Regions from separate parts of the Homo sapiens genome. Here regions 2, 3 and 4 are each linked to region 1. Evidence: chromatin contacts called from ENCODE Hi-C or POLR2A ChIA-PET data. All regions are on one chromosome and are shown on one strand. Each heading gives the region's core, a stretch centred on a gene start or an enhancer-like site at or near the end of the contact. The rest is flanking DNA. Distances are from core to core; before and after follow the strand shown. Region 1 overlaps LRCH1 (leucine rich repeats and calponin homology domain containing 1). Region 2 overlaps LCP1 (lymphocyte cytosolic protein 1). Region 3 has its middle 87 kb from the start of HTR2A. Region 4 holds the start of HTR2A (5-hydroxytryptamine receptor 2A).

Evidence for each region. A loop is a pair of places that touch in the nucleus more often than their neighbours do. ChIA-PET counts read pairs that join two places held with the same protein, here RNA polymerase II (POLR2A). Pooled maps may share reads with other maps.
Region 2: a loop to region 1 is called in a pooled map, with 3 times the contacts of the local background. The contact joins two enhancer-like sites. A Hi-C loop is called at or near these places in 1 of 168 maps with a recorded cell type or tissue (GM12878), 5 of 37 single-sample maps with no recorded cell type and 2 of 50 pooled maps.
Region 3: a pooled map shows a loop between it and region 1 (3-fold over the local background). The contact joins two enhancer-like sites. A Hi-C loop is called at or near these places in 3 of 37 single-sample maps with no recorded cell type and 2 of 50 pooled maps.
Region 4: a loop to region 1 is called in a map of heart right ventricle, with 5 times the contacts of the local background. The contact joins the promoter of HTR2A here to the enhancer-like site in region 1. A Hi-C loop is called at or near these places in 1 of 168 maps with a recorded cell type or tissue (heart right ventricle). POLR2A ChIA-PET finds 5 or more read pairs at or near these places in 1 of 52 experiments (activated CD8-positive, alpha-beta T cell).

What each region holds. Positions count from the first base shown.
Region 1 is chr13:46,574,673-46,577,426 of GRCh38, reverse strand. All of the region lies in intron 1 of LRCH1 (leucine rich repeats and calponin homology domain containing 1), which reads right to left. Among named protein-coding and RNA genes, the nearest start is that of LRCH1, 23 kb to the right of the region's middle. Within about 2 kb of position 1,391, at least 7 of the 41 ENCODE cell types and tissues checked have a DNase peak (open chromatin) inside an H3K27ac peak, as active enhancers do.
Region 2 is chr13:46,164,350-46,167,103 of GRCh38, reverse strand. All of the region lies in intron 1 of LCP1 (lymphocyte cytosolic protein 1), which reads left to right. Among named protein-coding and RNA genes, the nearest start is that of LCP1, 16 kb to the left of the region's middle. Within about 2 kb of position 1,428, at least 6 of the 41 ENCODE cell types and tissues checked have a DNase peak (open chromatin) inside an H3K27ac peak, as active enhancers do.
Region 3 is chr13:46,982,667-46,985,420 of GRCh38, reverse strand. No RefSeq gene overlaps it. Among named protein-coding and RNA genes, the nearest start is that of HTR2A, 87 kb to the right of the region's middle. Within about 2 kb of position 1,425, at least 5 of the 41 ENCODE cell types and tissues checked have a DNase peak (open chromatin) inside an H3K27ac peak, as active enhancers do.
Region 4 is chr13:46,895,624-46,898,377 of GRCh38, reverse strand. It overlaps HTR2A (5-hydroxytryptamine receptor 2A), which reads left to right and starts at 1,325. Exons shown (of 4, transcript NM_000621.5): 1 at 1,325-1,704; 2 at 2,144-2,754. The coding sequence starts at 2,472.

The DNA.
Region 1 (2,754 bases), core at 142-2,641:
TAGGTGATGCCTTTAAAAGAAGAACTGGGGGCCAGGTGCAGTGGCTCATACCTGTAATCCCAGCACTTTGGGAGGCCGAGGTGGGTGGATCACTTGAGGTCAGGAGTTCGAGACCAGCCTGGCCAACATGGTGAAATCCCATCTCTACTAAAAGATACAAAAATTAGCCAGGCATGGTGGCGTGTGCCTGTAATCCTAGCTACTTGGGAGGCTGAGGTGGGAGGATCATTTGAACTCTGGAGGTGGAGGTTGCAGTGAGCCGAGATGGCACCGAGGTTGCACTCAGCCTGGGCAACAAGAACGAAACTCTGTCTCAAAAAATAATAATAAAATAAAAGAAGGACTGGGGCCCACCCTCAAGTCAGAGACCTTTTCCTGCTGGCCTGAAAGAAAAAAGGCCACCATGAGTTCCACAATCACAAGGGACCGAATCCTGCCAACAACCTCGAAAGCTTGGAAAAGGACTCCAAGCTTCAGATGAGAGAAGCCCCAGCCAGTTCCTTGAGTACAGCCTTGTGAGACCTAGGGCAGAGAATCCAGCCAAACTGTGTCTGGACTCCTGATCCATAGAAACTGTGCCATCATAAATGTGCATCATTTTAAGCCACCAAATTTGGGGCAATTTCTTATGAAGTAATGAAAAACGAATACAAATGCCAACATAGTCCTAGCACTGTAATGGAATGCTGGAGACTGTAGACAGAGAAGTGCAATACAGTAAGGTGAATAATGATAAAGGGTAAATATAAAATTCTACTGAACCTCAGAAGGGAGCCTCTAATCCTGGCTGGGCCAGGTTGAGAACATTGAAAGGAAAGAGGCATGGCTCTCCAATATTCCGAAGGACACCACAGGAGACAACATGTAAAGCTCAGGGCTCTAATCAACGATAGCAATGTGAACATGTTGTGATAGCCTCCTTGGTCTCAGAATGGTCTCAAAATATGCACAGATCATTGGCATAGGGAGCGCAATTATTTCTGCTGAGTTCAGCAGCAACTGACAACTTCACTCAGGACTCCCAGTTATCAGAAGCCAAGGCATTTAAATGGTTTCACTTGGGAATTCTAACAAGTTTTTTCCCAACAATCTTAAGTCTACGGAAAAAAATTAGAACAAGACATTCTTATTTAGGGCCTGCCTAAAGGGAGCATTAGTATTAAAATATGCTGCCATGCATGAGAACCTTGCTAAAACTGCCTTTGAGTTTCTTGTTTCTCTGGCTTAGGAGACTGCCCCATAAGTTACATGAACAAAAGGCTCACGGCAAATGTCTAATCCAGCTGGCTTTCTCCTGGTCGCCAGCAAGCCTCAAGCCTGCCACTTTCTTTGGCCATAATCAGCATGTGCTTAAGGAATGCTGACTAATTCCAACGTTTGTCCAGGCAGGACACAGGGAGGTAAATCCACTGCCAAAAATAAAAATGCATTCCAAAGTCGAGTATTAGGTCACTCTGAGATGATGTACTATTTTATATCACTCCTGCCAATCCTGTGCTGCCGTTAATCAAGCTCATTCTCTCTCCCTCTGGACTTCTCAATGGATCCTCTTCACTCAAGGACTCAGGAGCCTGCTTCATTCTCTCATTTTAGCCAAAAAGAGCTTCATACATGCATTTCAGGAAAAATTTAAAGAGAGAGAGAAAGAAAACATGACTTACCTAAATATAAATTAGGCAATGGTTTCTGTATCATTCAATTCCATTTAAATCCATCCCATGAGCACACACTGATCTTGCTTTCAAGTCATTGTCCAAAGTTGAGGAAGTGTTGCTGACATCTAGTCAACACAAGAAGCTGACAAGCAACAGCTGTGCAATGCTTTGAAAACCCCTTCTGGAGGATTTTTGCAAGTAGGAATGAGACCACATCCCCCCCACAACACACACACACACACACACACACACACACACACATTCATGCACAGATTTTTCAGTTATGCTGCAGAGCAATGTGTCCTTCAACTTAGAGAATCATTTGTGTGCACAGCACATGAATGAGAAAGCCCTCCCACGCCCAGTTCTATCACCAGAGTCACAAGGTTGCAGTAAGAGCTCTTTATTTAGATAATCACACACGCATCTTGTGGTTCTGTGACTCTAAGTCATACGATAGACTATCTTCATCAATGTCTGGGGTGCACAGCTGAGCTTAAACTCCACTCCTAAAAAAAAAATTAATACAATTATTTGTGCTGGTGATGATAGAGGGGACCAGCAGCACTGCACCCTATCCAGCAGTTCTCTGTTCCTGTGGTCAGAGTCATTGACAATGTAGAACAGGAATGAAAGGAAGGCTGGACCCTAAAGAGGATTTCTGCCTATTAAAAGATGATGGTTCTTGTCCAGTAGGTATATTTTGGTTGGAACTTTTCATTTATCCCACTATCCATTGATCAAAAGGATTGGAAACTGTTATTCCAATATTCCAGAATGTGCTTATAGATACATCATGTAAACCTCATCCAAAGGCTAAACAGAATATTTATTATTACCACTGCCAAAAAGGACTTTGTTTGGATTTTGCTTTCCAAACACACAAGGAAAAAATTAAGAAAAAGCAATAAATAGCCCATACACCAAAAAAAAAAAAAAAAAAAAAAAACCCCACACACAAATAAATGCCAGACAACCGAAAGTAAACAAGTGCTTCATAATCATTTTTAAGTTACATGGGTTGACTTTTTAAAAAACCTTTTAAATGATTAAAATGTGTTTAACTTCCTTTTACAAGTTTTAGAATATGCGTATAAGT
Region 2 (2,754 bases), core at 179-2,678, 410 kb after region 1:
GAAGAATTCTGTAGGCTTTGAGAGAATCCATGTATCTGCAGGGAGAAAAAGGACAATCTGGAGGAGATTCTGACTTGACAAAAAGATTCATCAGAGTCCCTTTAACTGGCCATCTGTTTTTAAGGCCATTTATAATTATTTGGTTTCTTAAAAACAAAGTCATTTTAAAATTATATTTTCTGAATCATCCTTTATGTAAAAGTTAGTCATATCTGTATCCATAGAGATATGATATCCCAAGAATATATAGTAAATTCCATATATTCGCAAAGTAAGATCTCCTACAGTGGTCTACTTTATAAAATGAAGGGGACAGGATTAAGTAAAAGCAATGTTTTTTCCTTAAATAGATTAATCTTGATGGCTTTTTAAAAATGTATGGGTATTTTATTTTGCTTCATAGTCCTACATATTTTATTTTTCGTTTCTTTAGTTGTCATAGTCTAATGCTAAAGCTTACAATATTAATGTTATTCTAGATGATGTGTTCTTTTGGATTACTGATTGTTCTTGAGATGTTTGGAAGTTGTATAATTTCCCCTCTGGAAATGTACTGAAATTTATTGAGGCAGAGCTAGGAACTTGAGTCCTGAGTGTCCGGTTTGACTTTAACTACTGAATCAAGTTGCAGGAAAAGTGGGGCACATTCAAAAGAGTCCCTTGGCAAGGTGATACCAGGTCACAGATGCCTCCCTGATCCTGGCAGGTTATATGATTCAGCATCAGTATATTGAATCAAAATACTGACTAGCCCAGCACTACCATCTTTCAGAAATGATTCCACCCCTTGAGCATCTCTCTCTAGACAGGTCACCTTTTCTAGCCTTTCTGCTTTTAATTATCAGTTATGAAACTCCCCAGAGAAAATTCCATTTACATTTTTACATTTACTTTAGAGGATGTTTTTTCTTCTGTAAATTCTGCAGCACTGTGTTCAAGAGTAAACTCCCACAAATTGTTTCTATATTCAGACTTTAGAGAACTTAAGTTCAGGTACTTTTATGATAACTCATCCTCAGAAATTCCCTTCGCTACTGACTTGGGAAATACCAGCACCCTTTAAGCAGAAACTCAAAACTCACTGATTTAAGAAATGAACAGGCTTTGTGGCTTTTGCAGTTTGAGGTGGGGCTTTTTTTTTCTTAAGGTTTTAAAAATAATATAATTTTTTAAAATGAACAACCAATGCTTTTTTTTTGGCCAACGTCTTGAGATTCTACAACTATTGATTTAATAAATTTAAGTGCTCTCACATGCACTCACACAAAAAACTAGCAGCCCAGACGTGACCTTGATGAATGAGTTGTCTTTTTATAATAGATTTTTGATTTGGGCAGTAATTCAGAAGGGGATTTCCCAGATTGACCACGGATTTGCAGAAGACCTGAAAATGGTTTGTGGCAGGGCATATTTAGATGATGTAGTCATTAAAAAGGGCCACACTCAATGCAGGAGCAGTCGGGCAGAGCTGAAGAAACCACTCACTTATACCTTGGAAGATACATGCTTTCTTTAGCCCCTCCTTTTAAGCTCCAGATGCCTCAGCATGCCCATTACTGCAGCAGTATCTGTATAGTTTGCTGCCTATATGGTGCCAGTAATTTGCAAACTAAAGCCATCACCAACTAATCTTACTTATATTACTTATTAATCTTATAATATTATCATAACCCATATTTTCAAATATGCGTGAATTAAAATGGGTGCATTTTTGTTTTTTTTTTGTTTTTGAAATGGGGTCTCGCTCTGTCACCCAGGTTGGAGTGCAGTGGCATGATCTCAGTTCACTGCAACCTCCGCTTCCTGGGTTCAAGTGATCCTCCCACCTCAGCCTCCCGAGTAGCTGGGATCACAGGCATGCACCACCACACCTAGATAATTTTTGTATTTTTGGTAGAGATGGGGTTTCACCATGTTGCCCAGGCTGGTCTCGAACACCTAAGCTCAAAGCAATCCGTGCACCTCGGCCTCCCAACATGTTGGGATCACAGGCATGAGCCACTGCACCTGGCTCAATGTCTTTCTTAAAAATGATCTGGTCTGCCTGTTTTTACACTAATTATGTCCTCTTCCTGCTGCTTTGCTTTGTGAAATTACTGCCCTTTGCACATTCAGTTTAATTACTTAAAGGTCTCTGCTCAGTTATGGACCTTAGGGGCCCTTTTAATGGTAACTCCATCCTTTTCCTGCTCTGCTCATCAGCACCTGCATTTACAAGCTCCAGCCTGGCATTGCCTTGAGAATTTGTACATGGATAAAACATTTCTTCTCATTAGAACTTCAGTTTCCTTATTTATAAAATGAGGACATTGTAATAAATTATTTATGAGGTTCCTTCTGTCTCCAAAAGTTAGGTTGTGTTTCCAGGATATGCTGCTCATGCTGATGGTAAAAGGGACTCTCTCCAGATATCTATTCATGTTTCTGCCCAACAACAACAAACAGTATCACAGCAATGTCAGTTGCTGATTATCCCTTCTCCACTTTACCTTTTAAACTAAGTTAATCCACTTCTCTTTTGCATTTGCTGTTAAATCACTGAAGCATTTTGGATTTTTTAAATTTAAAGGTGTTCTTGCTGTTTGACTTCTCTGAGTTTATCCTCTCCACTCATAAATCTCGTAGAAAAATATTGTTACAGATGCTCAAGGCTTTTCATCTTGACCTACCTGCTGTGGTTTAAAAATAATATGATTTTAAAATACATGTACTTTCTATGTCTTTTAAATGAATGGGCCACTGCAATTTTTATGG
Region 3 (2,754 bases), core at 176-2,675, 410 kb before region 1:
GTCATGAAGAATGCAAATGAAAACAGAATAATAAAATGCATGTGGAACTATTTATCTGTTTGTTCCTAAGAATAAGAGATTTTTTTATTCTTGGTATTTCTCCTGGTAATTTTTATTCCATAACTCACATTTCTGGTTTTTTTAAATGAATTTATCAACCAAATGTGATTAGGTACAGGCATGTTTTGTATCTGCAGAATCCAGGAACAACCTCTACCATTCTTATAAATCAAAGATTGGTGAGCTATCAGTACTATGGTCTGAGTATAGGGAAATTCAACTAATACATTTTGTATAAAACCAACCAGAGGCAGGAATAGGCTGTTTATAATTTAAAGAGATTCATTCAACCTATACTGACCTTTCCTTCTCTATGATATTTAAATTCACATACAACACACTTGATACTTCTCTAATAGTTACATATCTGTTAGTTTTTCTCCCCAAATTATTCAATGTTTTTGAGAGGAAACAGAATTGTTTGAACTACATTTAATGAACAAATACATTTCTCTCAAAAGACTATCAGTGCCAGGCATGGTGGCTCACACCTATAATCTCAGCACTTTGGGAGGTCGAGATGGGGAGATCACTTGAGATCAGGAGTTCGAGACCAGCCTGGCCAACATGGCAAAAACCCCTCTCTACTAAAAATACAAAAATTATCCAGGCTTAGTGGCACACACCTGTAATCACAGCTACTCGGGAGGCTGAGGCAGGAGAATCGCTTAAACCCGGGAGGCAGAGGTTGCAGTGAGCTGAGATCATGCCAATGCACTCCAGCCCGGGAGACAGAGTGAGACTGTCTCAAAAAAAAAAAATGTTTATTGAAGTTCCGATGAAAATTAATTTGGAGTAATTGAGGCAATAGAGTGAGACTCTGTCTCAAAAAAAAAGAACATTAAAATTAATTTCATACTAATTAAATCTAATGTACAAACTAAACTTAGTTTCACCTCTAATTTAGTCTTTACATATATGATTCCCAAGAAAAATACCACAGGTTACAGAAATCCAACTATTTCAGTTTCAAAGGGGGAAAAATAAGCTATTATATGACAAGCTAGTCAACAGATTCCTAAATCAGCCAGTTATTACTGATGTTATTCTTTTCAAGGGAAAGTAGACTATGCCAAAATTTTCAAAAATACAAATGTATATTTAATCCAAAATAACACTGCAATGACAATGATCTCAGTACCTCAGGATATACTCAGTAAATAAACACTTTCTGGCTGATGAATAGGTGCAGAGGTCAATAATGTGCTCCTAACAGGACTGCTCTTACATGAAAGGCATGATTCACAAGAGGAAGTTCCTGTTACTACACCCCAAAGGGTTCTCAAGGCCTGAATGCCTTCCTAGAGATACTTGTGTTTGCATGCCAAGCCATCACATAAAACTGAAAGCACAGAAAAGGTCTCACAGGTGTCTTAAAGATACAAGTACAGCAGGACAGCAGAGGTGTAGTGAGCTGGTAGCTGGACTCGGGATCTGGAAGATGGAAACAAAGAGTATAGGGTATGCCATAGGTCTCAATATTATAATGTTGGACAAAAGCCTGTGGTTGAAAAGATAATGAACATGCAGTTTAGTGACCAAAATAAGGGAGTGAATGTACGGAAAAACATTTTTCACAATGCCTACCTTACAGCATGTGCATGATAGGTGGTTTTTTAATGATTTTGTAGTATATGGGATCAGAAGCCCTGTCTGCAAAACTCCATACAAGGTCCCTCTCTCCCTGCCCATGACTACCAGCCACATTCTGAAAGGAATGGGTATGATGACCTGCAGGGGGATCGATGCCAGATACTAACAAATTATACCCCAGTGAAAATTCAGCAGAAGAGAGGAGTTCAAGATGGGAAAATCCCTTCTCATTTGGACCCACTTGGTCTCTGCAAAAAGCCATTCCTGCCACCAGCACCCAGTGGGCTGTGCTGTTCATGGGGGATACACAGCCTGGTGCTAAATGGAGCGCTGCTGCTAAAATCAGCTTATCACAGCTCTGCTCTTTTCTTCTTTTGACCAAGCTTGCATCACAGGGACCACAACAAAGAAAGGGCTTCCTGCATTTTGCAGAAGTGAAAAAAGATCAAAGATTCAGTCTGGGACAGACCTGAGAAGTTCAGTGGCCACATATACAAAGCCAAAATCGATGTACAGTCAGAGAAGGGAACCTCAGATTTGAGATTGAGACTGTGATGAAAAGTCCAGGCAATCAATCTAGGTCTGATAAATCAGTTTCCTAATTTTACAGACAGGAAAACCATATTTGAGAACTATTCCCACGTGCCTTCACCAGCCAGTAAAAGAGGGACAAGAACCCTACCTACCAGGGCCCAGTGCCAACATCTGTTCTGCCACAGTGCTATTCCTCAGAACAAGGGTTAGTGAACACACCTGGCTAGGGATGCTAAGGGCTAAGGCAAGTTCTGGTGAAGCTTCCCTGAACTTCCTGTTCCAAAACCAATCACCCTCCTCCATCCATGTAAAAGGGAAGGACACCTATTTCTAATTTCAGACCTAGCTCCCTCTATACTTTTACTCACCCCTTCTTACTGCCTTACACCAGGGAAACCCTATATTGCATAGATACACATCTATATATAATGTTGTAATTATTATTCTATGTCTTTTCAAAAGCAAAGATAATTTGTTTTAAAAAGGCAAAACTATGGAGACAGTACAAAAGCTCAGAGGTAGCTGGGGTTTGGGGATAGGGAGGAAGGAATAGGCAGAGCACAGAGG
Region 4 (2,754 bases), core at 76-2,575, 320 kb before region 1:
CTTCACTACAATCTTATGAGGAAGGTATTATCCCATTTTACAAGTGAGAAGACTGAGCTTTAAAGGGAGCAACTAGATGAGGCGAGGTTCTACTGTTTATGAGTGATAGAGCTAGGATCCAAAACCAAGGAACTCTAAGGTCTGTGTTCTCCGCTGCCTGCTCGCCAGCGTGCATATTTAACGTGGAGGGGTAGGAGGGTGGCAGGCATGGCAGTGAGGGGGGCACTAAGGCACCCACCCAGGAAATAGGTGGCTAGATCTCGACCACAGGGTGCCAGCTGCAGGCTGCAGGAGAGGACATGTGAGAAACACGCATACAGAGGTAGCACCGGAGACGAAGTGGGATCTGGCAGCGAGAATGAAGGAAGAGTCGCGGATAACAGCAGCTGTCTGAAGAGGTGGTGATTCCATCATGCAAGCCAATGGGTAGGAACAAGCACTGAGAGCCGGGCAGGGGGATGCGGAGTGAGGGAAGATGCTGAGGTCAAGGTCTCCCAGGCTACCATGGAAGGAGCCAATGGGCAGCTAGAGATTTAGGTCTGGAACTGAGAGAAATAATCAGCTATGAAGGTACAGACTTGGCCACAAACATATTGAAGGCATGAGAGTGGTTGAATTTGTCCAGGGAGAATGTGAAGAACAGAAGGTGATAGAACTGTAGCAAAACCCAACTATTGAGGAAAATATTTTCATGCCTGCAAAAAGAGAGAGATCGAACTGCCTCCTTTAGAAACCTACTTGGGAAAGGGCTTTCTTTACAAGTAAGGCAAGTTGTCATTACTGGTGGGGGAAAAAAATTGGTACTGCGAAACCAACTTATTTCCTACCACATGTGAGGTTTTGAATAATATCTGGGTGGCATATTTCTGCTGAAGAAAATAAGCCAGTTCAATGGTGTATCTATTAAATAAAAATAGTGCTAATAGTTTATCAGAGTTATCACCACAGACGTGCCTAGCCACCCTGAGCCTATGTGGCCAATGTCAGTAATTCCACTCTGGACACAAACACTGTTGGCTTTGGATGGAAGTGCCGGACACTCACAGCACTCCGAGGACATACTGTTTTCTAGCCTTATTTATGTTCTCTCTTCACCCTTCAGCCTAAAAAATTACCACAGTGCCACTTACCTACCTTAATGGGAATCTGCACAAAAGGCCATTTCTCCAGTTTCTCTCAAAAGCAAAGGAAAACTTCCCAATATTAATATGTAGCAAAAAGAGGGAGAAGAAAAAGCCTGTTTGGTCCGCCCTCCTGGCTGTTGCTACCTTGCAGCTTATGACATACACATAGAGGGAGGTCTGATGAAATGAACGAGACAGTCAGAGAGCTACTCCATTCCCGTGGAAACCAGGAGTCCCTTGGTGCAGACAGCTCTTCCTACTTTCCCATGCAGTTCTTTTGTGCGACTTTGAGGGGCTCGTGAATGATTTCTAAATGTGTGCCTGCTGAGGCGAGCCGCACAGGGAGGGAGGAACCCAGCCGAGCCGTGCCAGAGGAAGCCAACAGGATCCTAGCAGTGCGGGAGCTGGCTCAGCTCTTGCATGCAGTTTTTGAAGTCAGCAAAACAGAAACCAAATTACTATCATATTATGCTGGTGGAAGATCAAGAAGAGGGGACTCTACACCAGTTTAATTACTGTGAGAGATGCAGCGAGTCACAGAATAACAAATGTATCTCATGTGTGGACCCTGAAGACAAATGTAAGTTCTCATGCCGCTATATTTTATTGCTGTGTAATTTTCTTTCCGGTTTGAAATCATGCTTGGCCAACATGTAATCATTTCAATGAGAATTTCCAGGGAGGAAAGTTGTCTGCTAATCTTTACTTAAGACTTTTTTGTTTTCCTTTTATTAGCTAAGCAACATTATAGGAGCTGAAATTCCTGACAGCAGCTGTGGCAATTCAGCTTAAGAATGGCTGAGAACTGTAACCCAAAGTACATCCAATTACTATGGGATTAACACTGGATGTATTTTTAATTGACTTTCTTAATGTAGAATGTGTACATCCCCACTGTTTCTGATTGCATGCTATTTTAATAATACTGTTGCTAAACTAGTACCATCGGCATAACCAACAAAATGAGATATAGTTAAACAAGAGTCCCAGTAGTTATAAAACTTTTCTTCTTTGTCCAGGACATTTATCTTCCCGAGCGCTCAAAAAAAACCCTGCAACCTCTATGCTAAAAGTTCATTCTGCTTTTTTGTCCTCGGTTTGGTGAGAAAATAATAAAACCAAACAGTGGACTCTCCTAAAATTGTGAATGAAGAAAACTTACAGCCACCACAGTTCAGTTCTTTAACTATCATTGTAATAATGGAAGACAAAAATCCAGCCCCGGGAGAACAGCATGTACACCAGCCTCAGTGTTACAGAGTGTGGGTACATCAAGGTGAATGGTGAGCAGAAACTATAACCTGTTAGTCCTTCTACACCTCATCTGCTACAAGTTCTGGCTTAGACATGGATATTCTTTGTGAAGAAAATACTTCTTTGAGCTCAACTACGAACTCCCTAATGCAATTAAATGATGACACCAGGCTCTACAGTAATGACTTTAACTCCGGAGAAGCTAACACTTCTGATGCATTTAACTGGACAGTCGACTCTGAAAATCGAACCAACCTTTCCTGTGAAGGGTGCCTCTCACCGTCGTGTCTCTCCTTACTTCATCTCCAGGAAAAAAACTGGTCTGCTTTACTGACAGCCGTAGTGATTATTCTAACTATTGCTGGAAACATACTCG